2 separate regions of the Mus musculus genome follow, and region 1 is linked to region 2. The links are chromatin loops, found by intact Hi-C in ENCODE. Cell type or tissue: heart. All regions are shown on one strand. Links, peaks and the distances in the headings refer to the core of each region. The heading gives the core; the rest is flanking DNA.

Region 1 (15,971 bases), core at 4,578-7,077, 58 kb before region 2:
GCAGAGTGATTATATAAATGTAGAATGACGATGGTTAGACATATTTACACGTCTTCCCCAAGAAGAGTTATGACCTACAATAACCGGGTGAAGTGTGCTTCCTGTATTTTGCATAGCTTCAAATGTGATTGCCATCCTAGCATGCTTTGAAAGCAAGCTGCCACTGCCAAGGATAGTCCCTACCTGCAGTATCTATGCAGAACTCACAGGGCTCTGCACCAGACTACTAATGAAAGAGGCCTCACCCAAGCGCCTGGTGCAGACACTAAACTTCTCAAAATGTAACTGAAAAAAAAAACAAAAACAAAAACAAAACGTATTTTAGCAAGTTATCCTAGAAAGACAGTGCAGAGCTCTTCTAAAAATTACAGATGCTCATGAAAGTGAACTGACAAGCTGAGCTGCTCAAACCCACGTGAGGTGGCTTTAAGCAGCTCTGGTAATCCCAGCACTTGGAGGCTGAGACAGGAGGATGAGAAGGTGGACTTCAGCGTGGGCCACACAGTGAGACCCCCATCTCAAACCTGCCTTCTCCCTGCCATGAAGTGTCAGGTTATTTAGACAGAAGCACACACCAGGCTCAGCCTAGGTCCATGATTGATGGGACATGGCTTGTACCTCCCCTATTTAGTTCCTCCACTGTTCCAACAGGGGCCTCCACCTAGTTCGTTACTGCAGATTCTTCAGGTCAACTCAGTGTTACCTTCTCGGGGAAGTACACCATGACCCCGCCCTCAGACTGTGTACTGCTCATTATTACATAAGTCTTTGTCTCCTTACACCCTTCCAACATAATACTCACTACAGTTTATAATTACAGCTTGTGGGGCAAGGTGACAAATGTCCTTGTCTTTCTCAAGACTCTAAAGCTTCACAACGGAAGTCACTTGAAAATACTAGAGTCAGAATTTTAGAACAGGCTGGTTGGTGGTAGCTCACACCTTTAATCCCTGCAGAGACCAGCGAATCTCTGTGATTTAGGTCAGTTTGTCCTACAGAGTGAGTTTAAGGACAGCCAGGGCTACAAAGAGAAACCCTGTCTTGAAAAAAAAGGAAATTTAAAACAGTAATCAGTCTCCAATTAAAATATTTTTTCTTTCCATTAATAATCTTATTTGCGTAAGTGTCTTGTGTATGGAGGTATGCATCATGCTCATAGAAGCTATCTTGGGAGTTGGTCCTCAGGTTCACAGATAGACTATACTAGATGGACCTTAAGTGGCAGAGAGCCTCATGGCCTTCCCAGCACTGGGATTACAAGGGTTCACAACCATGTGCAGCCTTTTCACATGGGTTCTGAAGATAGAACTCAGGTCTTCGTGTTTATAACACAGTCAGCATTTTACAAATCAGTTGTCTTCCCAGTTTCAATAATTTTATTTTTAATTTTTCCCCCTGTACTACTGAGGAGAGAGCCAGACCCCTGTTCTAAGTGTCTTACCACTTGGTTGCACCCCAGACTCAGTAATATCTTTACTATCATGTGTGCTTACAAATAGGCCTTCGCTTACTTACTTTTTTAAAAAATGATTTATTTACTACATATAGAGTGGTCTGCCTACACAGAAGAGGGCACCAGATCTCATGATAGGTGGATGTGAGCCACCATGTGGTTGCTGGGAATTGAACTCAGGACCTCTAAAAGAGCAGTCAGTGCTCTTAACCTCTGAGCCACCTCTCCAGCCCCCTTCACTTACTTATATGGGTGGTGCACATTTTATTATTTCGTTAAAAAAATACAAAACTATCTTTAAAGCCTAAGACAAAAACATTCTCCCAACAAGGGCCTCAGCTACAGCATTCCCCTCGCTTACAGAAAGGATAATTAGAACAAAGCTTAAAATTCATTTGCATCCAGTTGTTAAAGAGCAAAGTTCAAAATAAAACCAAAATAAAGTCTACAAGCGTAATTACTCCAGTACAGCAATTATTTTTCTTCTATCCACCCAAAAGCTTTTTTCATCTGTTAATGGTGGCATTTAAAACAAACAAAACAAAAAAAAACTTCTCTAACTTAGCTCTTTGAGGACCTCAGGCGTCTAAGAATTTCTGACATTCCCCAGAACCTTCCAGAGTGGTCTGAGCATCAACACTGGGACAGCATTGATTTAATTTCCTAAAAGGCCTCTTCCTTCTGTAGGAGACGGCAGGCACTTACCATGATTACAGACTTAGGAAATGGGAGACTGCCAAGTTTATCAAAGACCCCTCGTTCCTAAGGATAATGGCTGGAGACTGCAGCCCAAGCAGCAGTGAGGAACCTTCAGTACCAACAGCCGCCAAGAGGCACACAGGACAGCAGGAATAAAACTGTAAATTCCATTTAATGCCCTTCAAAACACAAGCACTGTAGACAATAGTGGGGTAACCGAAAAGAGAGGTGAAGAGGTTAAAGAGGCTGGGAAGCAATCAGTTCAATAATTATTAAACAGCTCTAAGATCATCAGATGGAGGACACGGCATCTTTTTTTCAAGTGTCTTGATTTGAACTACCCCATGGAACGAAGCTTAAAAATATTTCCTCCTAGAGATAAACAGGGGACATTGTGGGTTTTGTTTTTATGTGACTTCCAGTTTCCTTTATCTTTCAGTTATGCCCATTTTTGGAAAAAGATTTCCTGCTGTTTCTTTCTTAAACAAATAGGCAAAAAAAAAAAAAAAAAAAAAAAAAAAAAAAACCAAAGTGGGCTAAGGATATATTTGAGAGGCAGGATTCTGCCAAGCAGGGGTAGAGCCCTGGATTTGATCTGGAACCCACCCCCCACAAAAGCCGAGACAGAGAATGGAACCATCCAAATATTTCAATCAGAAAGTTAACTTGATATAGCTGTCAGGGTAAGGGGATGTGAACGGAGCCAGGCAGCAGAGGGCATAACCGTGCCCCACCCCCTACCCACCATGATATCAGACCCTAAAAGTTAACCAGCGTTAGAGATGATTTTGAAACACATCACAATTGGTATTCCGCTCCACACAGACCAGAGGAAAGCCAAACAAAGCATCAGAGCTACTTAAAAGAATGGGACTTCCTCACCAGGCTTCTGTTCTCCATGGGGGCCTGGCTTTATTCAGGATTCCTTTCAGACTAGCGTGTGAAGTGACTACTGTAAATCTCTGCCTGGCGCCAAAGGTCAAAGGGTTATCTGCAGTTACCTGTGCTGTGGCTGTGGGCTTTTAGGGCACACTGGCTTCTTCGGTCTTTCTTTTCTTTCTTTCTTTTTTTCCTAAGCACGATGGAAAGCTTGTGAATCGCATCAAGATAATTTAGGTCCTAAGAAAACAAAGCTTCCAGCCTGTGGATAACCTGCTTTCCCAAGAGAAGGGAACAAACGTCACCTTTTCAGTCGTCCACAAAGAGAGACCAGATGCGGCGGAGCCCCTCCCACCACACAGCTGCTAAAACAGTAAAACTTCAAACTCACAAAAGGGAAGCCATTTAGGCAAATGCAATTTTGTTCTAGGGAGGGAAGAAACCATTACTTTATTGTTTTTTGTTTTCTTTTTTCTTTTTTTTTTAAAGTAGCTAGGACACCAGGCTTCTGCTTACACACCACAGCTTGTTTGATTAACTAGACAGATGTTTTCTCAGGGAGCACAGTGGATACTCAGGAATTTCAAAGGGAGAGGCTATTCAAGACAGGACTTCAAAATTCAGCGGTAAAACCCAGAAAGTTCTATCCACAAAGGTCTCACTGGGTTTGACATTTTTTGGAAAAGTGAACTATTTTTAAAAGATAAATCCAACAACTTCATGAAATAGGGGAGCATACTATTTCTTTCTCTCCAAAATACGTTTTTTGTTTATTTGTTTGTTTGTTTTAGCATGAAATAAAGACATGCACACTACCTCACTACCATGAGCTCAGTCTTATATCCTACAAGGCACAGCAGAAACGTGATCCTTCTGGGGTGCTGTTGTAGTCTCACCTCCGCAGTCCCCCAAGAGTAAAGGGAGAGCAGCCAGGAGCCTGTTTGATTCTGGGCTCAAGAATGCTTTCTACCACTGAAGAACTCATAGCCATCTTCTGCGATTTGCTAGGAAATCTGATTTAGAACAATCCGTGCATCATTTCTGCCAGAATAGGGCTGAGTCCAACCTGTTGCTTCATTTTCCTTCCTCATCAATTGATTTATTTATTCTTTTAAAATCTTCATAAATGTAGATAATGTGTCTCGATCACCATCACTTTCACTCCCATTCCCGCTCCCTCTGGGACCACTGTCCTCCCACTGGCCCTCATGCCCGCCATATGTATACATGTATGTATGCGCGTATTGTTAACTCACTGAATCCAACTTATGCTGCCCATAGATGCATAGGATGGGTCGTCCACTGGGTGTAGGGAGTCTACAAGTAGATAATCTATCTACCACTGCCAAAGAAAAGTGCCTCTCATCCCCTAATAGCCACAAATGGCCACCCTGAATTTCCTATGTAGTTTCTAGTGGCGATGGATACAGATTCAATGCTTAGAGTTGCACCAAACTCCAGTATCATCCACACATTAAGAATTCTGGAAGTCTTAGTAGTTTTGGTTTTTTGTTGTTTTGTTTTGAAGGACTCCATTGAATGGTGTAACTCAGAAAGAGATAACATCTGAAGTTTCATCTTCACACAGGAAAGAAAACTTCAGGGAGATTTGTCTGCAGTGGCCCCTCCCCCAAGATTTACCTTTCTTTTTAAACAAGCCCACTGATTGGTGTCTTCTGTTTAATCCTTTGTTATTTCCTCTCAGGACAGCACTGCCAGAAATACTGGGCCCTGCCAGGCACTGTGTCACACAACTTCAGTCTCAAATCCCAGCACTCAGGAGGCAGAGGGAGGTAGCCTCTGAGTTTGAGGCTAGCCTGGCCTATAGAGTGAGCTCCAGGACACCCAGAGAAATGATGTAAGCCAGAAGTAACCCTTCCTTCCTTGAATGTTTTGTGTCAGATATTTGTCATAGCAATGAGAGAAATAACTAATATATGCACAGGGTACTAAACTGTTGTAGACACGCCACTGAGGTGTCATGATTAAAAGCAGAATCAGAGATTCCTTCTCCAAAACCCGACTGTTCTGAAAGCTCTCCTCAAAAAGCAGCAGCTCCCACTCAGAGCTAGCTCACAAGCAAGGTTCTTCTACTGTCCTCTGACCAATCACACTCAAAACCAGCGAGCAGCACTGAGAACTTGCTACTCATTGTGCTGAAGGCTCCACAGCTGAGAGGGTAAATGCTGGGATTCAAGCCCCGGCCGCCTAATCTCAAAACCCATAGGTCTTCTGTTTGCACTATCACCACCCAGCGAACGTACAACAATTCTGCCATGTCTATTAGTTTCCATGTTGCCTCTGGGCAGGCAAGATCAGCCCCTACCCAATCAGTGGTAATCACTACGCTGCTGGCTGTTTTCCTTCTGTACAGATGCGACTCTCCACTGTATTCCCTTGAGGTGGAGTCTCTCATGGAACCTGGAGCTCAGGGAGGCTGGCCAGTCAGAAGCCTGGCTCCTCCTGTCTTTGCCCCCCTCCTCACCCCCAGTTCTGGGTTACAGATGCACTCAGCCATGCCAGGCTTTAAAAATGAGTACTTCCAAAAATTTTTTTTGTATTACATCCATTCTAAAATTAGAAAATTTGCTTTTCTGGAATCTAAAGAGATGGTTCGGGGTTGAGAGTGTGTACTGATCCTTCAGGGACCTGGAGTTTGGTCCCCAGGGCTATGACCAGGTGGTCCACAACCACCTGCAACTCCAGGTCTAGGGGATACAATGCCCTCTCTGGCCTCTTCAGGCACCAGGAGTCACAATGTACAACCCCCGCCCCCAACACACACACACATAATTAAAAATAAAATAAATCCTTTACAAAAAATATTGTTTTTTCTAGTGACCTCTGTCTCTTAGGCAGTGTCTTCACAAAGAGTCAAGCAAAGACCCAGAGGGGCCAACCCTTCACTTTGTAAGGATAGTTCTGATTCCAGGGTCCCCTGCCAGTGGTTACTGAAGCTCACTATTGGAATTTTCTAAATTTAGTTCACTTTCTGATTTGCAAGACCAAGAATCTACTGTGACATAATCCTAGCAGAGCCAAAGGAAACAGAGCCTGCAATGCCCCTGCAGGCTGGACCTATTGAGTTCCACTAAACACTGTGCCTCTGTATTCCACATTGCTACAGAGGGCTTGAAAACAGGAATGGAGGGCCGAGAGCCATCACATGACTGAGTAGGCTGAAAAATATTCTTTTTTTTTTTTTGAACGAAGTACTAAAGGCTCTCAGGCTCACCTGAGGAGTTAAAAACCACACTGTTTAAGCTGTGAATTAATGAAACCCAGGGCTATTTGCTAATTTCCTTGCTCACTCCACAACACAAAATAGAATTAATCTGACACTGTCATAACTTCCTAATATGAGGTGCACCAAGTCTAGAGTAATTCATTTTTCTCAGGGGACGGAATATTGTCAGACTTGCCTTTGGAAACCTCCTGGGAGCTAACTCAAGCAAAGGAGTGATAAGGTAGGAAGCCTGGATGCAGTCAGACCTGGTGTAAAGCTGTAAACGCGAGTGTCAATATGGTAATTACTCTTATACACGACAAATATGGACGAGCCCAAGTTCAGCATTTCAGTAAACATCCAGGCTATGCTGCTGGTCTTGGGATGGCATTATGAAATTCTATATAATATAGAACTATGTAAAACTATATAAATCCTGCACTTTATAAAATAATAACACAGTCAGATGCCTGTCACCCAGCTTATGAGCTAAAAATGGTCTGTTAGGTGACACCCTGTCTTTCAACATTTTGATGTGGTGTTGTCTTCTACAAATGATTGGGATTCATTTGTAGCCATTGCCGGGACACATCTGAGTTTTTGAGTCACAGGCTGTACATGTCTAGATGCAATTGGTTGTAAAATAGAATTTAGAGAGAATACTATTGGGAATGGGGTGTGATAACGCATGACTATAACCTGAGCATTTGAGAAATGCAAGCAGGAAGAAGCTCCTAGGTTCAAGTCCACCCCTGGTTACATAGTGAGATCACAGCTACCCTGAGCTACAGAGTAAGAAATAAAAATAAAAATAAAAATAAAAATAAATAAATAAATAAATAAGGGCTAGGGATCTGGGGATGTAGTTTAGTGGCATATGGGAAACCCCCGACTTGAGCCCCATGTTCACTTAAAAAAAAAAAAAAGCCCAAAACAAAACAATATAATCTACTATTGAGGCATGCCAAATTACTATTTTTTTCTTATTTCATTGTCCACAAATAAAATAGTGGTATTGGAAAATAATCACGGATTTATGGGGTTTGATTCTTCCTGTTTGTTCTTGAGACAGGGTCTTCCTCTGTCTCCCCACCCAGCCTCAACCATGTGATGCCCCTGCTTCAGCGTCCTGAGCACTGGGAAGGCAGAGTTGTGTTTTCTGAGGCAGCCTCTGTGTGGCTGGCAAAGCAGATTCCTGTGCCAGGCATGCATAGCCCACGGCTATAGACTGCCATAAAGAGCATACACTGTTCTCCCAGAGGAGCTGAGTTCAGCTCTCAGCACCTGCGCAGGACAGCTCATAACCACAGACTCCTGTTCCAAGGGACCTGACACCTCTGGCTTCCGCAGACATTCGCACTCACTGCACACATCCCCTTCACCCTCTACATACACACAATAAAAAATAAGAAAAATAAAATCTTGAAGAAAAACCAAAACCAAAACCAAACTACCATGGCTTACATAATGGTGTCTCATTCTGTAGTCCGGACTGGCCTCAAATTTGCAGCCACCCCACCACATCCTCCCAAGGGCTGGGATTACAGGTGTGAGCCAGCACTATCAGTATGCCTTTTTGCCCCTTAAGATTTTATTTACTTTTACTTTATGTGTATGGGTGTTTTGTCTTCGTGTATATCTGTGTACATTTATGTCTGGTGTTAAAGGAATCTAGAAGAGGGTATCAGAAACCCTGGAACTAAAAGCTATAGACACTTGTAAGTTGCCAGATGGGTGCTAGGCACTGAACTCAGGTCTTCCAAACGAGCATCCAGTGCTCTTAACCACTGAGCCATTTCTCCAGCCTCAAGACCATTACTTGATGTGATCCTTACCAAGCATAACACTGCTGTGTCTGAAATGTCAAGACCACTTCATTGTATTCCTTATGAAGAAAAAAATTAACTGTGTATAAAGTCAGGCCTATAACCAGATGAGGGAGTACGGGGATCCAAAGCTCTCAGGAACTCTTATGCAGGTGCAAGAAACATTAAGTCAAAATGTAACTCTCTAAGATGTAGGGTAGAAACCAAGGCACTATGAGAAGTCTTGAGTTTATGGGAGAGAGGGGCAGGGAAGGAAGAATGGCTAAGTCCCAACCTGTCTGTCCTTCCCCTTCCTCTTCCCCTCCCCGATTCCTTCTCTCTCCAAACTGCATCAGCCTAAGCCCCCTTGGGCTTTGGTGGGCCGTATCTGAGCTGTTTATTTCATGACCAGGTCTTTCATACCAGGATATTTAAGTCTCTGTCCTATTTTCTGATTATTCTGCTATACATGCCTGCCTTCCTTTCCTAGGGGAAGTAAGAAGTGGGTCAGGCCCCACCCTCACCCTCCTGATGCTCACTAGCCCTATTTCTAAGCAGGCTTCAACACCAGGGGATGGGTGAAGACAAACACAAAACCTAAAGCTTTACCTCCAGGCTCACTAGGAGAAAATTTTGCCTTAGCTTAGATTCTCTATTCTCAAAGTAGAAAGAAACGCAAAAAAAATTAGGTTTCATCTAAACTCACTGAATAAAATCTCTGGCTTAACACCATCTATAGTTAATTTACACACACACACACACACACACACACACACACACACACACTGTATCACAAGAAAATTTGTTTCCTAATTAGAAATAACCATGATAAAATCTTATTTGAGTAGAGCTGGTTTGAGATGGCACAGGCCTGTAATCCTAGTGCAGGACAGATGGAAGCAGGAGGATCAGGGGTTCAAGGCCCTCCTTGGACAAATTCCAAACTAATTAGGGAACCACACACCAGTACCACCACCACCACCACAAAAACAAAAAAACACTTGGGGAAATTTTTTTCTGATATCAGCTCCATCCTAAGAGATCGATTCTCCCCGCCCACCCCCAGGCTGGGGTCCAACCCAAGGCTGCATTTGTGCTACTTGAGTGATCTGCCACTCAGGGACACACTCAGGTCTGGAAAACGAATTTTTTACAAATGAGAGTTGCTGGCATGTCTTCCAGGCTTCAGATGCAGTTTGCAGGGTGCTGCGCTAACCTCTATCTGAATTATTTCACTCCACCCTAACATTCTAGAACAGACAGGACTATTACTATCTCCATCTAAAAGGTGAAGCAAAGAGCCAGGGTTTGTCATCAAGCTGCAGTCTCAAGTCAACCCTAGGCGTGAGAGATGCTTACGTAGCTGGTACTCTTGTCTGATCTGTCAGAATGCTAGGAATGATGGACTAGCAAGGGAGTGACGGACTTCCAAGATGGCTCTAGGAAGACTTGACAATGGTCGGGATTTTCCAAATTGAAAGAATGAATTAGAAGGTGTGCCTCTAGTTGCATGGGCTTGTGGGAAGAGATGCACACACTTCAGAACATAACGCTTCTTCTTTTGGCTGCTGAGAGGGTTTTCAGGCACTTCCTGCCAGACCGACCAGCTGAGTTTATCCCCAGGCCCATGTGGTAGGAGAAAAGGACTGACTTTGTCATCTGGTTTCCACATGCACATTCAAAATAGAAATAAATAAATGTAAATTTTATTTATTTAAAAAAAGACATAATTAGGCTGGGTGGTGGTTGCACATGTCTTTAATCCCATCACTCCAGAGGCAGAGAGGCAATAAGATCTCTGCTGAGTTCGAGGGCAGCCTGCTCTACAGAGAGAGTTCCAGGACAGCCAGGGCTACACAGAGAAACCCTATCCAGAAAAACAAACAAACAAACAAACAAAAGCAAACAAACAAACAAAAGATAAAGAAACAAGATTTTCTTTTCTATCAGGGGACATGATACCTTATTAATTTTCTTTTTGTGTATTGTGTGATAAATATTACAAAGATTTATCTTGTAACTGAGATGAACACTCAGGAAGACAGGAAAAGCTATGTGTAAATCCTGAAGACCCTCAGCACAGCACTGAGCAGGGGGTCCCACAAATGACTCCACCACAGGCCTGAAGCAATTTCTGCCCCACAACACAAACCAGATCCCAGGAAAGCAAACTGCACTCTAAAGTCAAACCCGAGCGAAGCAGAGGCACTAAAGCTTCCCAGTGCCGTCGAAAGTCAAGTCACACGCTCTTTTTAAATGCTGGGACTGGATCCAGGCCTTGCACATAACTATTATATTTTATGCCATTATATATTATATGCTATTGTAATTACATATTTTTTACATTACATGCACACACACACACATACTATTTTATATTTTACTCTTTAAAGACATAAGAATTTATTTTTTAACCCACAGACAAAGTACTCCACATCTTAAGGAACTGAGTTTTGAGGTACTTGAGTAAAATCATTTTAAATATTTCCCACTAATAAACCCAATTAAATTCAGCTGACCAGGTCTTTGTGGGAACATTGTACAAGCAGCCAATTAAGTAGCATTTGACTCCATCTTTCCTGTTGTAAGGGAACTGAGACTCTCATATCTTTTGTCATGCCCATTTAAAAAAAAACACTAAAGGTATAAATCCGTTTGCTTTTCTGTCTTTTAGAACAAAGAACTATGCCTATTTCTAGGGAGACCATGTCCCAGTGACACACTTCTTAAATTGAAAACTTAATTACCAGAAATGAAAGCCAGGGAAGGAAGGGTTAAAGGCATCAGAGGGGGTTAGTGTGAAAATGAAATTTTGAGAAAGCAGTTTGTTATATAAAACGACACTCGATCAGCAAGTAGAAGCACGTGAATTCATTTCCAAGGCCACTTAGCAAAGCTGGGTCTCCTTGGAGCATCCTTCCCAAGCCGTGGCTCTGTGAAAGCCGGCATTCACCAGGCAAGGCACAAACAGGGCTCCCTTAACCTACTGCCCTCTGGACACATCACTCTCTGTTAAACAGGCAGCCACTGCCAGATGCTCTGGCTAAAAATGGTCCCAGATGGTCAGCTGTCCCCTTCATAGAACACCCTTCCCTTCCCTTCCCTTCCCTTCCCTTCCCTTCCCTTCCCTTCCCTTCCCTTCCCATCCCATCCCATTAACATTTGCCTGCCAAAAGCCCGGCCAGGCCCTGGTGGGAACTTAATAACAAAGATTAGTATCAGAGGTCTCAGGTTAGAAGGCACCTTGGAGACAGTCTGCTCAACAGCTGAACACTACTTGAACCCAACCCACACAAGTACATCCCTGCCAGCCATTCAGGATGCTACTTGAAGATGCAGGGGTCCTGAACTTGCTGCGGAGTGAGGAAGCATCTACATGGACTGAGACCTTGTCAGGTTGAACTAACTCAATCAAGCCGATCATGGAACTAAATCCACAGCCAGGAAGCACGCAGCTGATTAACTTGTTACGGGGCATCTCTTATCCCAAATTAATGTTCTAGTTCATGCATTTAAAGTGACTTCAGGGGCCTGAATAGAGATCTGTCAGTAACATGCCTACCTCACAAGCATGAGAATCTCTGTTCGGGTCTCCCGTGGCACACACATGAACACACAGCCTACATAATCCCAGCACTGGGGAGGCAGAGACAGGAGGTCACCGGGGCTTGCCAGTCAGCTTATCTAGTCAACTGGTGAGCTCCAAGTTCAATGAGGGAACTTGTCTCAAAAAAGTCAGGTGGGGAGCCAGAGGAAGACAACCGACATGGACCTTTAGCTTCTGCACATATATGTACACAGGCAGCTAACCACATGAGTAAACACGTGTACTCCCCCACGCAGAGGATTCTAAGTGGAGCTACCTCACACAGCCTACATAACAGATGTCACAGCAAAAACACCAAAAGCTGTAAGGATTTTTAAAAACTTCTCTGTGTGTGTATGTGCCTGTCTGTCTGTCCACTCACACATCTCTGTTTGTGTGTGTGTATGTGTGTGTGTGTAGGAAGATGCACACCTACCATGTGTATGTGTGAAAGTCAGAGGACAGTTTCATTAGGTGTCAGTACCCCACACCCCATCTTGTCTGGGACAGGATCTCGTATCAGCCCCACCCCAATCCCAGGCACATCAGGCTAGCTGTCTCGTGAGCTTCTGAGAAAGTCTCCTGCCTCCATCTCCTATCTCCTCCTAGGTGCATTAGGATTAGTCACATGGTACCGTGTCCAGCTACAGATGGGTTCTAGGCATCCCAGCTCCTCAAGCACTTTACCACTGAGCCATCTGCCTAGCCCCATGTAACTGATTTTTAAAACAGGACAGGAAATAACGGTTTATAGTTTTGAGAGCTATTCTTTGGAGAGCATAAGAATTATCTTTTAAAAAAATCAGTGAGCCTTCTCCCTCCAAATGAATGAATGACTACTTCTGTATATATGCATTTTTTTCCTTATTTATTCCATTCATAGATTACCTATATACATCTCTGGAAAAATTTTAAACATTAACTAATTGGGGCTGGAGAGATGGCTCGGCAGTGAAGAGTACACACTGCCCTTCCAATCTGAACTCTCAGTGCCCAAACAGAGCAGCTCCGGCCCGCCTCCAGGAGATCGGACGTTCCTCCCTTCCAGCCTCGAGGGGCGCCTGCATCCACATGCACACACAGTCCGCACACACAGTCCCACACAGATACATACACATCACAAAAATACAGTAAAATGATAACTGTTTGTAACTGTTGGTGACTTCGTTTTGTTTTTCTGAGACACGGTGCCTCGCCTTCCCAAGCTGCCCTTGGCCTTGCTACACAGCTGAAGATGAACCCCCTCATCTTCTGGCCTCCCGCTCCAGAGCACTGGGATTGCAGGCGTGCGCCACCATGCCCCGCTTACTGCCAACGTCTTCATGCAACACGTCTCTGAGTTTCTCCCAAGAGCAGCGCTTCTCTTATTTTCTGTTTTCTAACCTGTTACTTGACTCTTTAGTGTAAACGAGCTGGAATGTATACCCAAGAAACATGTTGAGGAATAGATTTCTATTTCTCCTACGTATTTCAAGTTAACAATAAGAAAAATCAAAGTACTGAGTTGTACCTGTAGATGTTTTTCTTGTATATTTTTGAACATTTATTCATTTCATACATATGTTTTGTCTGAATATATGTCTATGTGGTATGTGTGTACCTGGTGCCTTTGGAGGTCAGAAGAGGTTGTCAGATCCCCTGAGACTGGAGTTACAGATGGTTATGAGCTGTCACATGAGAGCTTGGGGCCTCTGGGACAGCAGCAAGTGCCCTTAGCCACTGAGCCATAGCTGGAGCTCCTAAAAAGCAGTTTTATTTATGAGTCTGCAGGAGTGTCTATGTGTCAGTGCAGGTGAGCCCCTGGATTGGCACTTATAGACGGTTGTAAGCTGCCATATGGGTTCAGAGAACCAGATTCTGGTACTCCGCAAGAGTAGTACATGCTCTTAACCACGGAGCCACCTCCAGCTCTTAACCATGGAGCCACCTCCAGCCCTGATCTATTTGCATCAATTTTCTCACAGCCTGTTTCCCACTGGATACAAAACCAACGAGTCCCCTTCTGATCCACGATGAGCTCATGCAAAGGGAAGGCACGCTGAGAAGCCACAGCGGGACATAAACATGCTTTATGCTTGGGGGCTCTAGAGGCTGGGTTAACATCATCGTAACCAGTAGATTAAAGAAGCTTGGCCTGGGGCTGGCGAGATGGCTCAGTGGGTAAGAGCACCCGACTGCTCTTCTGAAGGTCCAGAGTTCAAATCCCAGCAACCACATGGTGGCTCACAACCATCTGTAACAAGATCTGACTCATCTGGAGTGTCTGAAGACAGCTACAGTGTACTTACATATAATAATAAATAAATCTTTAAAAAAAAAAAAAAAAAAAAAAAAAAGAAGAAGAAGCTCGGCCTGGACCATATGTCACTCCTCATCATTTATAAGCTTCACGACAGAGATCGACAGTAAATTTATTTAACTGAGTGCAGATTAAATTAAAAACGAATAACAAGATTACAAGCAAAACACCATCTGGAAATCTATGGCAAGGGACCATGGGATGGATTTCTGTGTTCCTGCATCCGGAGATAGGTTCACAGCATATCCTATTTACCCACACTAAGACTACTAGACCTCTCCCCTTACAGTGCCTCTAAAGGCTAAGGATCTAAAAGGAAAAGCCACAGGGCTTCATAAACTCCTACTGTGTGCATAAAATGCCTCAACAGTCTAGTGGGTCTCTTTTGAGCTCCCAATGTGTCTATCTCTGTCTCAGTGGTTCTATCTCCTCCCCCAACACCCATCACCGAGCTGGGTATTAAAACCTAGGGTTCCATGCAGGCTACTCAAGCCCTCCACCATGGAGCCATATCCCCAGCCCAATTTCATGATTTGTTAAACACAATTACATCATGGAGTTCTTTTCTCACATAAAGAAAAGAAAGTAAGGGCTAGCCAGTGTCTCTGAAAACACAGATGAAGTCCAACACAGGTCAGTGTTTTATCTTCATTGTGTCTGGGTCTGTGAAATAATATTCACAGTCATGGTGTGGGATAGAGGCCATGGCATTATTACATATTATGTATGTTAATTATTTTATACCAACACAGCAACCAGGCAATTTCTAAGTTAAACATACTTACTGTTTTGTTTTTTGTTTTTTTCTTTTTATTAGGTATTTTCCTCATTTACATTTCCAATGCTATCCCAAAAGTACCCCATACCCTCCCACCCACTCCCACTTTTTGGCCCTGGTGTTCCCCTGTACTGGGGCATATAAAGTTTACAAGTCCAATGGGCCTCTCTTTCCAGTGATGGCCAACTAGGCCATCTTCTGATACATATGCAGCTAGAGTCAAGAGCTCTGGGGTACTGGTTAGTTCATAATGTTGTTCTACCTATAGGGTTGCAGATCCCTTTAGCTCCTTGGGTACTTTCTCTAGCTCCTCCATTGGGGGCCCTGTGATCCATCCAATAGCTGACTGTGAGCATCCACTTCTGTGTTTGCTAGGCCCCGGCATAGTCTCACAAGAGACAGCTACCTCTGGGTCCTTTCAATAAAATCTTGCTAGTGTATGCAATGGTGTCAGCGTTTGGATGCTGATTATGGGGTGGATCCCTGGATATGGCAGGCTCTAGATGGTCCATCCTTTTGTCTCAGCTCCAAACTTTGTCTCTGTAACTCCTTCCATGGGTGTTTTGTTCCCAATTCTAAGAAGGGGCAAAGTGTCCACACTTTGGTCTTCGTTCTTCTTGAGTTTCATGCGTTTAGCAAATTGTATCTTACATCTTGGGTATCCTAAGTTTCTGGGCTAATATCCACTTATCAGTGAGTACATATTGTGTGAGTTCCTTTGTGATTGTGTTACCTCACTCAGGATGATGCCCCCCAGGTCCATCTATTTGGCTAGGAATTTCATAAATTCATTCTTTTTAATAGCTGAGTAGTACTCCACTGTGTAAATGTACCACATTTTCTGTATCCATTCCTCTGTTGAGGAGCATCTGGGTTCTTTCCAGCTTCTGGCTATTATAAATAAGGCTGCTATGAACATAGTGGAGCATGTGTCATACTTACTGTTATTCAACCATTTTTGCAAAGTCTTGACTCCACAGTCATATTCTTTATTTTATGTGTGTGTGTATAGACGTGGGTAAATGTGAGTGTAGGTGTCGAGTATCAGCACACATGTGGAGGTCAGAAGATAACTTTTAGAGGTCAGGGGGACTGAGTTCCAGGCATCAGGCTTGCACACCACGTGCCATCTTGCCAGCCCCCACAATCCTAGTCTACATCCACTGAATGCCTATAATAGCAAACTAAGATCTCCCTGTTTCAAAAGGGATGATTAACAAGAGACATCCCAGAGGAGGAGGAAAGA
Region 2 (15,971 bases), core at 6,162-8,661:
TACATATAAATAGAAACTTAAAATCTAAAAAATATTAAAATTTTACAAAGAGTCATATCCTATCACTCGGATAACTTCAAAAACACTTTTGGCCATCACACAGCTTTAGTCCAAGTAGTTCCTCAATTAAAATTACATTAAAAACATTACTAACTGGGCTGCTGAGATGGCGCAGTGGGTAAAGACACTCGCTGCCAAGCCTGGAGTCCTGAGTTCAATCCCCAGGACCCACATGGTAGAACAAGAGAACCAGCTCTTGCAAGTTGTCCTATGGTCTACACCATGACACACACATGCCTTTACACACAAGCCATAATGAATAAATCTAATCAAAAGTTTTCTTTTTTTAATCGCCAATTTAGAACATGAATGTAACTTTTCTGGGAACACAGAAAACTCAGGGGGTAAAGGCACCTGCTACCAAACCTAGCAGCCTGAGTTCTAGCTCAGACCCACGTGGTGGCAGGAAAGAACTGACTTCTGCGAGTGGTCCTCTGACTTCCACGTGTGCACACATGCACACACGCACGCACAAACACACATGCACGCGCACACACACACACAATTTTTTAAAAGTTCATTCTACTTATTCAGAAAACAGCAGCTGGCAAAATATCTTAAGGAAAGCTGTGCCTCCTGGTTTTGGGGTTTTTTCTTTGTTTGTTTGTTTGTTTTTCCTTTTTTAATGGCACTGCTAACATCAAAGCATTTTTTTTCCTATTCTAAATCCACTTCAAGGTCAATATTCTAATCTGAATTACTGTAAACCCAATCAAAGAGTCTCACACTAACTCAGAAAGATTAAACCTCATCATTATTAATAGAAACTGAGGACAGTGGTATAATCTATTTCTACACAAATACATTTGCAAAGCTCAAGAGAAAGTCTTAACTATACTTTTAAAACATGGAATCAAAAATAAGATGAGCTGGGCAGTGGTGGCGCATGTCTTTAATCCTAGCACTGGGGAGGCAGAGGCAGGCAGATTTCTGAGTTCAAGGCCAGCCTGGTCTACAGAGTGAGTTCCAGGACAGCCAGGACTACACAGAGAAACCCTGTCTCGAACCGCCCCCCCCCCAAAAAAAAGATGAAATGTTAAATCAATACACATCAGAATTTACCATCAATATTTATAAAACTGTATCTCACATGTGCAAGCTCTTGAAGCACCATGGCCATATAGAATTGAACAGTCCCAGACAGAAGAATAGCACACTTCCCTAGATTCTTATCAAATAGGGGCTGGAGAGATGACTCGGTGGTTAAGAGCACTTGCTGCTCTTGCAGAGGACCTGGGCAGCTCACAACTGCCTACAACTACAATTCTAGATGATCTAACACCCTCATCTGGCCTTAAAGGGCCCTGCACACACATGGTGCACATACATACACGCAGGCAAACACTCAGACACATAAAATAAAAATAAATCATAAACAAATAGTCCTAGCTTAGCTGGGGAGACCTCTCGGTTGATAAGGTGTATCCTTGCCATGGAAGGCTCTGGGTTTAATCCCTGGTACCACAAAAATAAACATAGAAAAATAGAATACAAGTATCTAAAATATCTGTATTTGGCTTTAAATCTCCCATGAGCAAAGTCCAAGGACTTATGGTGCCGTTAGAACGGGGTTGAACAAACTCTCATCAAGTATATATTTAGGGCTGGAGAGATGGTGGCTCAGTGGGTAAAGTGTCTATTGCACAAATATGAGGACCCAAGTTCAGATCTTCCACACTCATATAAAAGCCAAGCACAAGAGCGTGCACTGTAACCCAGAACCAGGGAGACAGAGACAGGAGGATCTCCGGGGCTCATGGCCAGCCATACTCCTGAGCTAATGAGTTCCAGGTTCAATGAGTCCCCACATCCAGAAATTGTAGGTGTCCTCTGGACTCTCACCTCTATGCTCATACATGTACACACACACACACACACACACACACACACACACGGTATAAAGCACAAAAGAAAAATTTTAAATAACTTCAATAAGGGGTTGGAGAGATGGCTAAGTAGAGGACCTGGTCCCACATGGCACCTCACAACCACCTGTAACACAATTCCAGAAGATTCAACGCCTTCTTCTGGACTCCACGGACACCAGACACACACATGGCACACAGACATGTATGAAGAAAAAGCACTCATGACATAAAGCATGACTGCAGCTTCATCAAGTGAGCTTTTACAGAAATTCTCTTTGTCACACACTAACCAAAGGACACCAGCGAGAAACCAGGGTCCTGGGCAGTGCCCAGATTCCCCACAGTTACTGATTCATCTAACCAATTCATCTACCCGGCTGCCAACATTGAAGCTGTCAAACATCTATAAACACTCTGGAAGGGCAACCCCTCCATAAACCAAACAAACAAACAAAAGAAACATTTTAAATTCGTGCCTTTTGCATAGTCTGTAAGAATTTGGCATTTTAAGGTTCATCAAAAGCAGTCTCTAAGAATCAGAGGTTTCTTAAGCTATGTAAAAGTCAGAAAAGAAAATTTTAAGTGTAGAGTCAGAGATGTCTGCCAGGCCCCCAGGCATGCACAACCCATTGGCATCTCACTCCACCCCAGCACCCCAGCACCACAGCCCTGCCTCTGCAGCACTGGAGAAGTGTGGAGCTCTGTTACCTGTTTTACACATCATCTCCATTAACTATGTCCCTCTTCAAGCTGAGCTGCCAGGCTAAGCATCTATCTGTATCGGCTTCCTTTCTTACTTACCAACGTATAAGTTATATATTTAAAGATACTTTATAATGTAGGGGCCAGACAATGTAAACTCAAAGTTGTAAAATAGACTTACTTACTTGAGATATTTTTAGAAAAAAAATTTTTTTTAAACTAAGTCATCCAAGTTGTTTTTAGGAAATTCAAGCATTGGAGCTGGAGGGATGGAGCAACAGTTAAGAGCACTTGCTACTCTTATAGGAGACCACAGCTCAGTTTCCAGCACCCACACCAAGATGCTCACAACTGTCTGGAACACCCTCCAGTTTCAGGGCATCCTGCAGTATCCGGAGGTACCGTGCATGTATATGGTACATATGTATGCAGGCAGGCACTCACAAATAAACATAAAATAAAAATAAATATATCTTTTCTTTTTTTTTAAAGAAATCATGACTCAACATGGCTGACTATTTCACAAGTAAGCCTCCATCAGTTTACGATGGAGCAATTATTCCATTTGAGCACCCCTGGTTATAAGATAAAGATCATGTCTCCAAACTGTAATTAAAAATATGGCTGTCCCCTTGGTCCTGTGAAGGCTCGATGCCCCAGTGTAGGGGAATCCCTCATAGAAGCGCGCGGGGGGGGGGGGGGGCAGGGAATATGGAATAGGTTTCTGGAAGGGAAACCAGGAAAGAGGATAACATTATAACATTTGAAATGTAAATAAATAAAATATCCAATTAAAAAAAGTAATCCTTTGTATTGATAGCCATCTCATGGGTCCCCTTTTTACATTTTCATGTAATTAGAAAAGAGGGGGGAGTGGTGTGGGGAGGCCCCTCCCTAGTTGCATATAATAGTCATATATGTAATAATCAGAACATTAAAAAAAACCCCTATGGCTGTCACAGAGGCAACGTCAAATACATTATATTCCCTGGCTGAAATACACATTAAACCTAAAGCCTTGCTTAACAGATTGGTTTTCTGTTAGTCTCTTAAATTGTTATGCGCTTCCTCAGCAGGCCCAGCAGTTTAAATCAGGGAATATGGATTCCCCAGGTCGCACCAACAACCCCTGGCTGTGAAGGCTTTTCTTCAGAATCTCAGAGACAGTCAGAGACAGCTGACCAAAGGGGGATGGACCCAGGACCCTTTTGAGGTTTTATTTTAAAATGGGCAGAAATAATACACACATTCATGTGGTGTGTGTCTGTGTGTGTCTGTGTGTGTGTGTGCGCAAGTGTGTGTGTGCATGTGTGTGTGTGTCTTCAAGAAAGGAGAGCTCTACCCCCTTGTTGGAGGCTGCTTTGCTTAAAAAAAAAATCCACCAACTTTGAAAAGAGGGAGATAATGTTACAAGTGGCATAAAATGAGAAGAGAATCCCATGCAAAGGAGGAAAAACTGGTTCTCTGACCCAGAGATTATCAGGGCCCTGATCCCCAGACCTTACCAGGGAGGGCCTCAGAGCCAAGCCTCACTGGAGAAGCCTGCAGAACGAGGTGTCTGTAGCTTTTACTAAGTTGACTTCATGCATCCTGGACATCTGGCAGGACTTAAACAGATTTGTTCAAACCACTCTCTCTCTCTTCTAGAGTATCAGGAGGCAGTAACGAAGCGTTATTGTACAGGTGGCCAGATCGGTCTCTCTAAATACCTATTTTATTCTCTTTTATTTTTTCCAAAATCCATTGACTCCGAGTTCCAGGTTAGTGCTGCTCAACGGGAACAGGCGGCTGTAAGTTTTTGGGTGTCTCACAGAAAGGAGTCTGGCCTCACCGTAACAAGGACACTGCAGGAAAACTGTGCCAGTTTTGGGTCCAGGATCTCTGGTAAAATCCAAATATCTGAGCTGTCTTTTTATATCCTTCTTCTCTTTTCATAGGCCACACCATTCCCTTTTCTCAAACATTATTTTAAATACTTTAAACGCCCTTTATATTTCAAAATAAAGTTTGGGTGACAATTTATAAAGGACTCTTTAAGGCAGAAACCGACACCCACAAAATAAAGATGCTAAGACCTTCATCTTACATTGAAGCAGTAGTGTCTTCCTCAGGAGAAACAGCGTGTCCTACCAACAGCAGTGAGCCTAGTCACTCTAAAGTTATAAAACCGCTCACTGAACAACTTCACTGAGACTAAAATTAATCTCAAAGGGTTTTTTTAAAAAAAAAAATCTGAAGGTAAAGGAATTCCATTACAGGTTTTTAAGCCTTTGCCCAAGTTTTAAAAAAAAAAAAATTAAAAAATCATGAAAACCCTAAAACATAGGCCGGATTTGTGCTGTCTCCCTCCCAGCCAGAGGCTTTGAGTTCCACCTTTTATGGAAGGGAAACAAACAGACAGCTTCCTGTTCAGTCCGCACTGATGGCCAGACTTTTACACATCACAGAACACACCCGCCTCCTCCTTTACTTCCCTTATCTTAATTTACACTTGTTGAAATATGAGACTGTTTTAGCGCACTAACGCTTTCCTCTGAGATTTATCTTACGCCCGCATTAAGGACGCAAGGAACATCAATACAGCTCTCTGGTTACTTGGTATTCCTAAAATATTTTAATCAGTGTTTATATAAGGAAGACTTAGCACTCAAGTAGGTGAAATTTTGATGTACTGAAATGTAATGCATTCACATTCGTAGACCATGCTTTAATGTTCTGATTATTACAAAAAGACTATTACATGCAACTAGGGAGGGGCCTCCCCACACCACTCCCCCTTCTTTTCTAATTACATGAAAATGTAAAAAGGGGGCCCATGAGATGGCTATCAATACAAAGGATTACTTTTTTTAGAAAAAGCTATATATTATGTTAACCCTATGTTTTCCTTTTTAAAAAGGGATGCCTTAGCAAAACTAAGCTAGACGCATTCTTTTGTGCTTGGGTGAACAAGCGGAAAGCCAAGCCTCCAGGCCCTGGGGAAGAGCCCTGTGCCGATGTGCCGGGGAGATAAGGTCCCACAGTGACACTTAAGGAAGGGCCAGCTCGCTTTCGAGTTTCTGCATTCCTCAAGAACAATTCATGGCAATAAGCAACTTTGCAGAAGAGCCACATGAAAGCGGAGGCCAATGAATGAGGGTCATCTGCTCTTTATCACAGGGTAAACCTCACCCTGGCCAGCGGCTAACCTTTTAACCCTGCCCATTCCTAATTTACACATGAATAATGGAATTCTGGCCCAGAGTGCAACTTTCCGGATTCTAGACTGCTAAATTCAGAAACTAAGACTCAGCCTGTGGGGGTTAAAAAAAAATAAAAAATAAATAAACAAAAAAGCAAAAAACAAAAACAAACTAAAAAACAAAAACGTTAAGAGTGTCACAGATTAAAGTTTTAGATTACAGATGGCTACTACGGCTAAACCAAAAGATGCATTCGCTCATAACATCCCTAAGAAAACAAAAAGAACATGGTGCCCTGGTGTTATCCGTAAGGGTAAGAACTAGCTACACACACACACACACACACACACACACACACACACACACACACACACCAACAGAATATCCACTTAATGCTCCTCATCTCTTCCTGCTCACGATAACATCTGCACAGGAAGAGTGATTAGAGCCCCTGTCACAAGACGCTGCTTCTTAAACATCAAAACTATGAATCCAGGATCACTGGGAGCTGTCTTATTTTTAAAGAGAAATCTAAATTTAAATATCTTGTGCGCTTCTTGTTTGAAATCCGTAACAGCAACTCTACAAAATTTCTCCTGTAACAGTCCCCAACCAAAGCAAGAGATGCTCTAAACATTCAATCTGGGGAGTTTTGTTTGTTTGTGAGGTCCTGTGAGATGGATCAGTGAGCAAATAAACACTTCTAAAACAGGGTCTTGATATGCAGTCCAAACTGGCCTAAAACTAACTCACTACCTTCCCTCCTCAGCCGTCCACAGGATGGGATCACAGGTATGTACCACACCCGACTTTTCAATGCAAAGTTCTTATATTTATAATATGAAGATTAGGCCATCTACTTCCCCATAATACTTCTCAAAGTGATTAATATCTAAGTATTATTAATAAAAGTGTTAAAGATAAAAATGTGAAAATACTCAAAATGGTAAAAAGCTTTCTGTATGATTGGTTTGAATTTTTTATTTTGCATTTGGTTTGGGGGTTTGGAACCTAGACACTCATGCATGCCAAACACACGCTCCAACACTATGCCACAAACCCAGACCCTGGTCCTAATATTTGCTTCATTTCCGATTGTATTTATGGAGTCAGAAATCTGGGTGAGCTATGAGGTTCAGTCTCAGGAGGTCCTGAAAACAAGGGTGGCCCTGTTAAACGTCTGTCTTTTAAGTCCTCTGTCTACTCACCTCCATCACCCACTTCCCCACAAAAAAACGACCTAAGCTACAGTGCCTTGACATGACAAAATTAAAATGAAAAAAAAAATGATTGCACGAATCTGGAAAGATGGAGATGCAAAAATCCCACAGTGATTGTACATTAGACAAGGTACAGGCGAACAGTCACAAGGCTAAAATGCAAATTCTCCTCAAAGTGGATTTATCCAGTGAAACCAGTACTCAATGAAAGAAAGATTTCTGACCAGGGACCATAGCCAAAGGAAATCAGCGGGGTGGGGTGGAGTTTATCAGAAATCTTTTCACCGTTATGTTCTTTGGTAGGGGTGGAGATTGGCCTAAGTTTGGAAGCGCCTCTAATCTGCCAACGTAATCCACACAAACATCTCTCTGCTTGCGGCTCTTTTCCAGGATGCATCATCACTGCACAAATTACACCAAGGACTTCCCTAAGCGCAGCAGAAACATGCTGGTGAGCTGTAGTTAAAGTCACCTGGAATCTCTGAAGCTACCTTCCAAGCTTCTGCTGTGTAGACCTTGGACAGACCACTCCCTAAAGCCTACGTGGTTATCTCAAGAACGTGCTCTTCCTGTCCTGTGCTTTATAGACAGGTCAGTGTGTGTACAGTGCAGAATCTGACCTTCCTGGGTTAACCGCATAGCTGGACTGTAACACTCTTGCCATCAGCTCAGTTTGCTGAATACTGCTTAGTCACCTGAAGAGGTGGTGACCTGAAGGAGTTCCCTCTCCTGGCCTAAGTCCAACCTCACACCCAAAGCAGTTGCCAAGTCAACCACCATCCAGAGGATCACTTACACTGACGGTTTGCTCAGATGACGTCAATATAAAGAAAATCTGTAAATCACAAACTTTATGACAACTGGAATAAGAAATGAGCAGGTCTTGGGGCTGGAGAGATGGCTCAGCGGTTAGGGGCATTGGCTTCTCTTCCAGAGGATCCAGGTTCAATTCCCAGCACCCACATGACAGCTTACAATTGTCTCTAACTCCAGTTTCAGGAAATCTGACACCCTTATACCTACCGACATGCATTCAGGCAAAACACCAGTGCATGTGAAATAAAAATGAGTAAAAAATTTAAAAGTTACAAAACAAAACAAAACAAAAAAAAACCAAGAGCATTTCTGATCTAATTCCATTAGGCCTAGGACAGAAACAGCCGTAGTCTCTTTCCCTCTCAGCTGGAAAAAACTATAACTAATTCAAAGGCTCAAGAGTCACTAACCAATGCCCTCTCTTGCAATCACAAAGCAACATGGGTGATCTCAGGGCAGTCTGAGATGGAAGGATGGGCTGTAAGAAAGATTTAGCACACAAGAGCCAGCCACACAGCAGAAAGATTTATTTGTGGTTGTTTCCACTCGGTGATCTCTAAAAGATTAAAATTTTTACAACGGCTCTGTTTGCACTGGCCAAACTTCTTCATGTAATTCTTACAGTGAGCAATGTCTGCCATGTGGCTAGGCCCGCCTACTCAGGTTTTCTTTCACGCTGTGTCCAAAGTCGGATTTGAGTTTGCTTCCCAACCTGTGGAGTTTACATACATAGATTTCTCTGCATGCATCCCTTAGCGCCAGCTAGCATCCTCTCTGGTAAAATTCTTAATGTATGCATGATTTTAGTGCTATTTGTAAGTCAATTTCGGAAAATATATTCTAACAATGAAAACCGTTAACCACCAAGAAGAATTTCAGCACTTACTTGACAATGTCAGATGAGCTTTCTGACTAAGAATGGCCCCGTATTTGTTCACTGCCAAACACTGATAAAATCCTTCATCCGATTGCTCTCCCCTCCTGCCTTCCACCTCACTGATGTATAGAGAGCCGTTAGATAGAACCTGGATCCGTTTATTTTCGGACAATTTTGCTCCATTTTTCAACCATGTGACCTTAATGGGGCCTTCTCCGTGTGCCTGGCAATCTAAAACGACTGGGTCTTTCCTTGTGACTGTTGCATCCTGTGGTTCTTTCATGAAAAACAGTTCGCTAAAGCTCCACACTCCTGCAAAGGGGAAAAAAAAAAGGAGAAAGAGGTATATCCAGAACTACAGGTATAGAAGCATTTAGCACACAACTGTAAAACACATCTTCCTGGTAGAAGGCAGTTTCTCCAGCCATAATGGTCAACTTCCAAGGACCCTAATAACCACTGACCCTTCCAACAACTCAAAACATGGGAAGATTCTAATACCCTCTATGCAGCCTAAAAATTTGGTTCTCAGGTTTCTCGCCAGAGACCCAAAATCATCAGAACCTACTAGCACAGGCTGTTTGCTACTTTACAAGCTTGTCAAAAAGATCTTGAACAGGGTTAAGTCATAAAAGTCTAATTTTACAAGAAATCATTAGCAAAACTCCAACTCTGTGAACAAGCAAGTTTATTTCCTTGTCCCCTGAAGTGTTTTTGGGAAACCCGGCACCTACTCCTTTGGGAAGTACGTTTATCTTTTGTGACAAATTACAAGTTTGCATTTTTTTTTTCCTATCTGCCCTTTTACAGCAGGGATGCTGTCTCCACTCCTTAAAAGAAATCCATTTACTTCATTTCTGCCAAGCCAGCTAGGTATTTAAAGGGCACACAATAGACTTTGAAAAGTTGGTAACTTGCCGCTTGTACTCAGTGGGTGATCGGGTTAGGAAACCTTTATTTCACTTTTTTAGTGCTACCAACTGTTGGAAAAAAAATGCGTGACTAATTGGTCCTTACTGTCTAAGAAGGATAGGAGATTGCTTAATCAACCAATACACATTTTTATCAGAGCAGAGGAAATGCTTTATCCAAGCATACACAAGCCCCAGGTCCCCCAGAATAAAGCACTCCTGCCATCAGAGCAAAAGCTTGTTGATTTGAGCCAACAAAAAAAGTGGGGGTCTTGGTGGGAGTTGTTTTTTTTTTTTTTTTTTTTTTTTTTAAACATTTCTTCTGGTCAGTTCGAGGCCCTGGTTACAAATACTCAGTAATGATTTATCTGTTTCTGATCAAGATAGATCCTGAAAACCTCAGAGTCTGGGGCTCCAGACTTCCCCTAAGGTCTGCCTTGGGCAGCTACCCCAACAGCCCTGCAGCGTGCACCACTCCGGAAGACGCCCATTGTGTTTCTGAGCCGCATCCCACTTTGATCCTTTCTCTTGCTAACTGAAACTAACTCCTCCAGGGGGGGAAAAAAAAGATACGAAAGAAAAAAAAAAGAAAGAAAAGAAGAGAAGGAGGAGGGGAAAGAAGGGGAGAAGGAGAAGGAGGAAGAGACCAGTGAGGGTAACTTATAAATGAATAACTCAAGCCCCTCTCGTCAAAGACCCTCCTTTCCCTAATATTCACTTTACATTTTCCTGTCCTTGAAGAAACCAAGACTGCAGAAAGGGAAATAAATAAATTTATGCAAGTTTGTGCAAGGTTAATCTAGAGATTTCAGGGACCTCTAGCTGGGAACCCAAAGACCTACATACAGAAAGTAAGTTCTATTCAGACACCTTTCTCCTTGCCTCTCTTGGGGCATAAATGGGCCATACAACTTTCTCTTTGCAATTTCATCCTCCCATCTTCTTGCTCAGTTTGGAGCTTCGAAAACGTGGGGCGCCCCGCTTGGCCACCGAGACCTGGAGGAACCCCACTGCAAACCCTGGAAACGGCGCGCAACCGCGGCGCCCCCCTGCGTGGAGAGGCTGCCACTCAGGAAACAATATAAATAAAACCACGTGCGGCCGCGGCCGGGGAGGCAGCGCGGAGCCCCCAGCTGGCCGCAGCTCGGACAATGGCATGAACTGGGCTAGTGGTCAGCGGATCCAGGGAGACTCGGCCTCGGCCTCGGAGCGCTCCGAGAGCGCATCCGGAGAGAACCCTGGCCAGCCCCACCACCCGGGGCATCCCTGCCCGTCCCCCTCCCCGCGCACGGTCGCGCACACTCGCATGGGAAGCGCGCCCACCTGGAACCGAGCCGAGCGGCGGCAGTAGCAGCAACAGCAGCAGGGGCAGCATCCCCGGGCGCACGGGAGGCGCCATTCAGCGGGGCTGCGCGGGCATGCTCCCGGGCTGTTCGCCCGCGCCCGCTGCTCCCGCTGCTCTCCTGGACCCGCAGCTCCTGCTGCAACCCGCTGCTCCGGCGTGGGAAGGCGACGCGCCGCTTGCAGGCGCACGGAGCCCCGCGAGTGCGCCAGGCCGCGGGGACCACGCGCGCCGCGTCCAGCCGGGGGCGGAGGGAGGCTGTAGAGGGCGGCGCAGTGGACAGCCTGGCCGGCCGGGGACTACTTTCTACATCTGGCCCCTGGGCCCCGCACGGCGAGGTCGGCGCTGCTGGCGGAGGGACACGCTGAGATCGCCTGGGCGACCCCGGGGACAGGGGGAGGGCCCCGCTGGACAATGCACCTGGGGGTCAAGCCCCCGCCCCTCGGCCTGCGCGCCACGGCCGGCCACCGGGCCACAAAGGCCAATCCTCCTGGCCGCGGCCAGCCCCCCGGGGCCCTTCTCCCTCCTGCGGGCCAGTTGAAGATTCTGCACGGAGGAGGGGGTTGGGGTGGAGGGATGGTGTTGAGAGATGTGGAAAGGCCGGAGACTTCTCCCCTGATGGCCCCTGCCCATCCCCCTGCCTTGCTCACCAGCCCAGGCCCTGTTCAGGGAAACCCAGTTCCCACTTCTGAGGCTTGTCAGCGCCCCCGGAGGCATCCTATGGCGACAACCCCCACCCCCCAACTACCACCCACATTTGGAGACTGTTCTTATCTTCTCTGGTCTCATCAGATCCAGCCCTGGCTTCAAAATCATCTTAGAGAGCCCTAAAATTAGCAGTTACTTTGGGGGGCGGGGGACGTTTTAACACTGCTTCAAGCTAATTAAGTTTTTAATGTGAGAACTAAACTCAGAAAGTAGAGAGAGTAGAAGTGAGACCAGGGGCTATCCAGGGCTTGCTGTGCGAGGCCAGACTTTGGGGGTTACCTGCTTAAAAGTTAGGCTGATGAAAGAAGACACCAACGATGGGAATTTGTTCACAGCTCTTGAAATTAATTAAGGATAACCCAGAGGAGTCGATACGTACATTTAAAGAGGGCGGGCTAACGGGGGGAGGGGGGGGTACCGTATGGAGCCTACAGAGCTTTTACACGTGGATTAGCGTTTGCTAATCCCGATCTAAATCTTTGGCACATGACGAGGGCACAGGCTAAAAGCTAACTTTAATTAAAGCCGCTGACGGAAATCTAGCTTTTGTCACTAACTGCCTTTAGCAAGTTCCAGGAATCCTCCTGATTGCATGCGGGGAGGAGGGTGGGAGTGAGAGAGGGGAGAGTGGTTTTGGAAAGCCTTTAGGACTCCCGCACTTACTCTAAAATGTACTTAAAGAAAAGTCAGTCTACTTTACAATTTCATTTTAACCCCGTGTAAAATAACAGTTGCGTCCGAATTTGTCTTATAATTTAGATGAGTTTGGACAATTTCTAAACCTCAGAATATAAATTCGAATAGAAAGAAAAATGACATATGGAACTATTGCCTTTTAAATTACATTTTTGTTTGGGTTGTTTTGAAACGGGGTCTCATTTGCAGTCCAGACAAACATGGGCCTCACTCCTATGCTGTCCAGACTGGCTGGCATAGGTTTGAGCCAGCATTCCCAGACTGGCTAGATTTTTCTCTATTATGATTATTTTCTTCTCCCTCTGGGCTTCTTAGTCCCAACAGACCCCAAGTGTTTCTGTTTCCTGGATAAGATGTGTTAATAAGATGTTCTTATTCAGTTACAGCCAGGGGTCTTTAATGACTTGGGACTTGGTGCTGCTTTGAGGAACAGTATTTGCATTGAAACAAAATGAAGAAAGATGATGTTCCTTAAACACCATGCTGAACCAAGTTGACCGTGTATTTACTGCACTACACTGGACAGGAAGAGACTTCCTCTGACCATGTATAACATTTGTGGTCTGCTCAAAAGTTTTCATATGTACTCCTTGGCCTCCCATGATGAACCTGTGAGGTTAATAGAGAAGTTGGGAGCAAAGAGTTTATTTTATCTCACAGCCAACAATCCATCACTGAGGGAAGTCAGAGCAGGAACCTGGAGGCAGGAAGGAGAGATCATTGAGGAGTACCATTTCCTGGCTGGTCAGAGAGAATGTGTGTGTGTGTGTGTGTGTGTGTGTGTGTGTGTGTGTGTGTGTGTGTGTGAGTGTGTGTGTATGTGTGAGTGTGTGTGCATGCGAGTGTGTGTGAGTGTGAGAGTGTGTGTGAGTGTGTGTGTGTGAGTGTGTGTGTGTGTGTGTGTGGTTTGTTTGTTTAATACAGCATCCAGGACCACCAAACCCACAAGTAGCACCGCCCACAGAGACACTGCATCAATCCTTAGTCAAGAGCATGAACCACAGGCTTGCCCACATTCAAGTATGACGGGAACATTTATCCAATTAAGTTTCCCTCTCCCAAATGACTCTAGCTTGTGCCAAGTTGACATACTAACCAGCACAGACTTTCTTATTAGTAATATCTCCTATTTAATTTGAAGAAATAGAGTTAGCTAAGGTCACCCATTAATAATTGATAACTAGGAGTCAGGCTTCATGTTTTATAATTCTCAAGTTTTACCTGTTTTAGGTATAGAATCCTTTCTGACTTTAAACTTTTCTTTTCTTCTTAAGTGTTTGGTTTTTTCTGTACAAGAGTTTGAACCTAAGGCCCCTCTTTTTGCCAGGCAAGCACTCTACCATTGAGCCATGTACCTCAAACCACTTGCCTTTTCTACTTTGTATCATTTCTAAGATTTACTTTTTATTTTCAAGTATGCATTGAGTGTCTTTGTGTAGTTTTGTGCTTGAGAACGTAGGTGCCCATGGAGGCCAGAAGAGGGTGGCAGACACCCTAGAGCTGGATTTACATGTAGTTATGAGCCTCCTGTAGTGGGTAATGTGAACCAAACTCAGTCCTCCATAAAAGCTGTATATGTTCTTAACTGTTTAACTATCTCTCCTTTCATTTTATTTTATTTTATTTTATTTTATTTTATTTTAACTTCTTGAGACAGGGTCTTATGTAGCAGAGACCAGCCTTGAACTCCTGATCTTCCTGCTTTCACCTTCCAAGGGCTGTGAAACCACCATTCCCTGTTTATTCTGCAATTGGGGGCATGCTGGGCAAGTCTCTACCAGTTGACCTCTATCCCTAGTCTCTTTGTCTACTTAAAAACAAGACAGACAGAGGCTCGAGAGATGACTCAGTGGTTAAGAGTACTGACTGCTCTTTCACTGGTCCTGAGTTCAATTCCCAGCAACTCATGGTGGCTCACAACCATCTGTAAGGGGATCTGATGCCATCTTCTGGCATCAGAAGACAGCAACAGGGTGCTCATATACATAAAATAAATAAGTAATTAAAAAACAAAACCCCTATTCAGATGGCTTGAGAATTGATAGCATATTTCTCTGACTAGCACAGCACTCATCTCCTCAAGCATTGCCCTCACATTATCATAACTCTTGCATCATGTACTAAGACCCATAGCTATTTAAGAGGTTACGATCGATCCAGCTCTTGGAATGATCTGTAATCTTCATCCATAAGAATATGTTACATACACTAGACCATGCCACAGTGGTCAAGCCTGGTTTGGGGTTTCTAATACACTCCAGTTTAGGTTTCAATATTTTATAAACAAGTTACTGAAGCTCTCAAACCTAATGTATTTAATTAATGTAAAGGAGGAAATGCCAGTGGGCTGCAGGGAATCCTAGCGTGTGTGGGAAGCACTCGCTACCTAGCTCTGTTAAGTAAGTAATCGCCTCCATTACTGTTTAGTAAGCAGACAGTCCCAATAATGACAAACCTTCGTCCTTTCAGGCAGGCTTCATTCAAAAAAAAAAAGAAAAGGAAAGGAAAAGTTTTATTTCTAATAGTCAAATCTGACTGACTTGGAGATGGCTCTAAAAAGCTCTTTATTTAGTGCCTTTGTGATGCTGAAGGGCTTAGGACAAGGTGTGAAGCCTCCTAGGGTTTTTCCCTTGGAGGACGAAGCTTACTGAAACAGCGACTTACACCCCTCTTACTTTCATATTCTGAACAAAGCCATTGATGGGAAGTGGCTCCGTGGGTAAAGTGCTTGCTGCAGAGCCATGGAGACCTGAACTCAGATTCTCAGCAGCAGTTTGAGAGACAGGAGTGACTCTGTAACCCAAGCAATGGGGGGAGCAGAAAGGTGGGTCCTGGGGCTCACTGGTGAGCCAGTCCATCAAAATCAATGAGCTCCATGCTCTGCAAGAGACCCTGTCTCCAACACATAAGATGAAGGGGCAGGAGAGATGGCTCAGCAGTTAAAACCACTTACTCCCAGCACCCATGGTTGGAGGGGAGGGCCTCATGACCCTCTGTAACTTCAGTTCTGGGAAAACAGTGACATTTTCCTGCCTCCAGGGGCACCAGGGACACATGCACTTACTTACATGCATGCAGGGGTGGGGTGGGGGGGGAGGAACTGAAGAAGATGCCCAACATCAACCATATACATACATCCGTGTATACGTACACATACAATATACATATACACACATGAACATGCATGCACTTGCACACTGAAATCTGGAGTAAAGTTGTGGGATATATTTAAATTTATTCTTCTTTTGTTTCTGTTTGTTTGTTTGTCTGTTTGTTTTTACAAAACCAAGAAACTAGTTTCCTAAGTTCGAGTGGCCTGACACAACAAGAGAACACGCCTGCAGCCATCAGGCTGTAGTGCTGTGGGGTGATCTTCAAAGCCACAGACCCCTGAACATTCCCTGATGTGTGGATTCACAGTCTTTGTAGAAGATCACAAGTCCAAGAGTATTACAAAGCAGTAAAATCATGGAGTTCTCAGTTACTGAGCTTCGCTGAGCAGTTAGAAGAGCAGGCTGGATGAGCAGCCTGGGCGTCCATCCTCACATTAGAAGTCCCTCCTGGGCAAGCCTAGCAGCTACCACCAAAA

Evidence for each region. Hi-C counts contacts between places; a loop is a spot of excess contacts. Peaks named below come from ENCODE experiments on the same cell type or tissue, not always from the same donor. Only the 100,000 strongest peaks of a DNase experiment are listed, where the experiment ranks them.
Region 1: a loop joins it to region 2, with 4 times the contacts of the local background. A loop is called at or near these places in 3 of 42 quality-filtered maps.

Annotation. Positions count from the first base shown.
Region 1 is chr9:72,859,107-72,875,077 of GRCm38, reverse strand. The region is part of intron 11 of Prtg (protogenin); the gene reads right to left. Among named protein-coding and RNA genes, the nearest start is that of Pygo1, 59 kb to the left of the region's middle. In heart, for the core only: no CTCF peak of the experiment used is centred there; no DNase peak of the experiment used is centred there; H3K27ac peaks cover 267 bases.
Region 2 is chr9:72,802,521-72,818,491 of GRCm38, reverse strand. Prtg (protogenin) reads right to left here and starts at 11,218. Exons shown (of 20, transcript NM_175485.4): 1 at 10,960-11,218; 2 at 8,735-9,037. The coding sequence starts at 11,035. In heart, for the core only: no CTCF peak of the experiment used is centred there; no DNase peak of the experiment used is centred there; H3K4me3 peaks cover 231 bases; H3K27ac peaks cover 1,816 bases.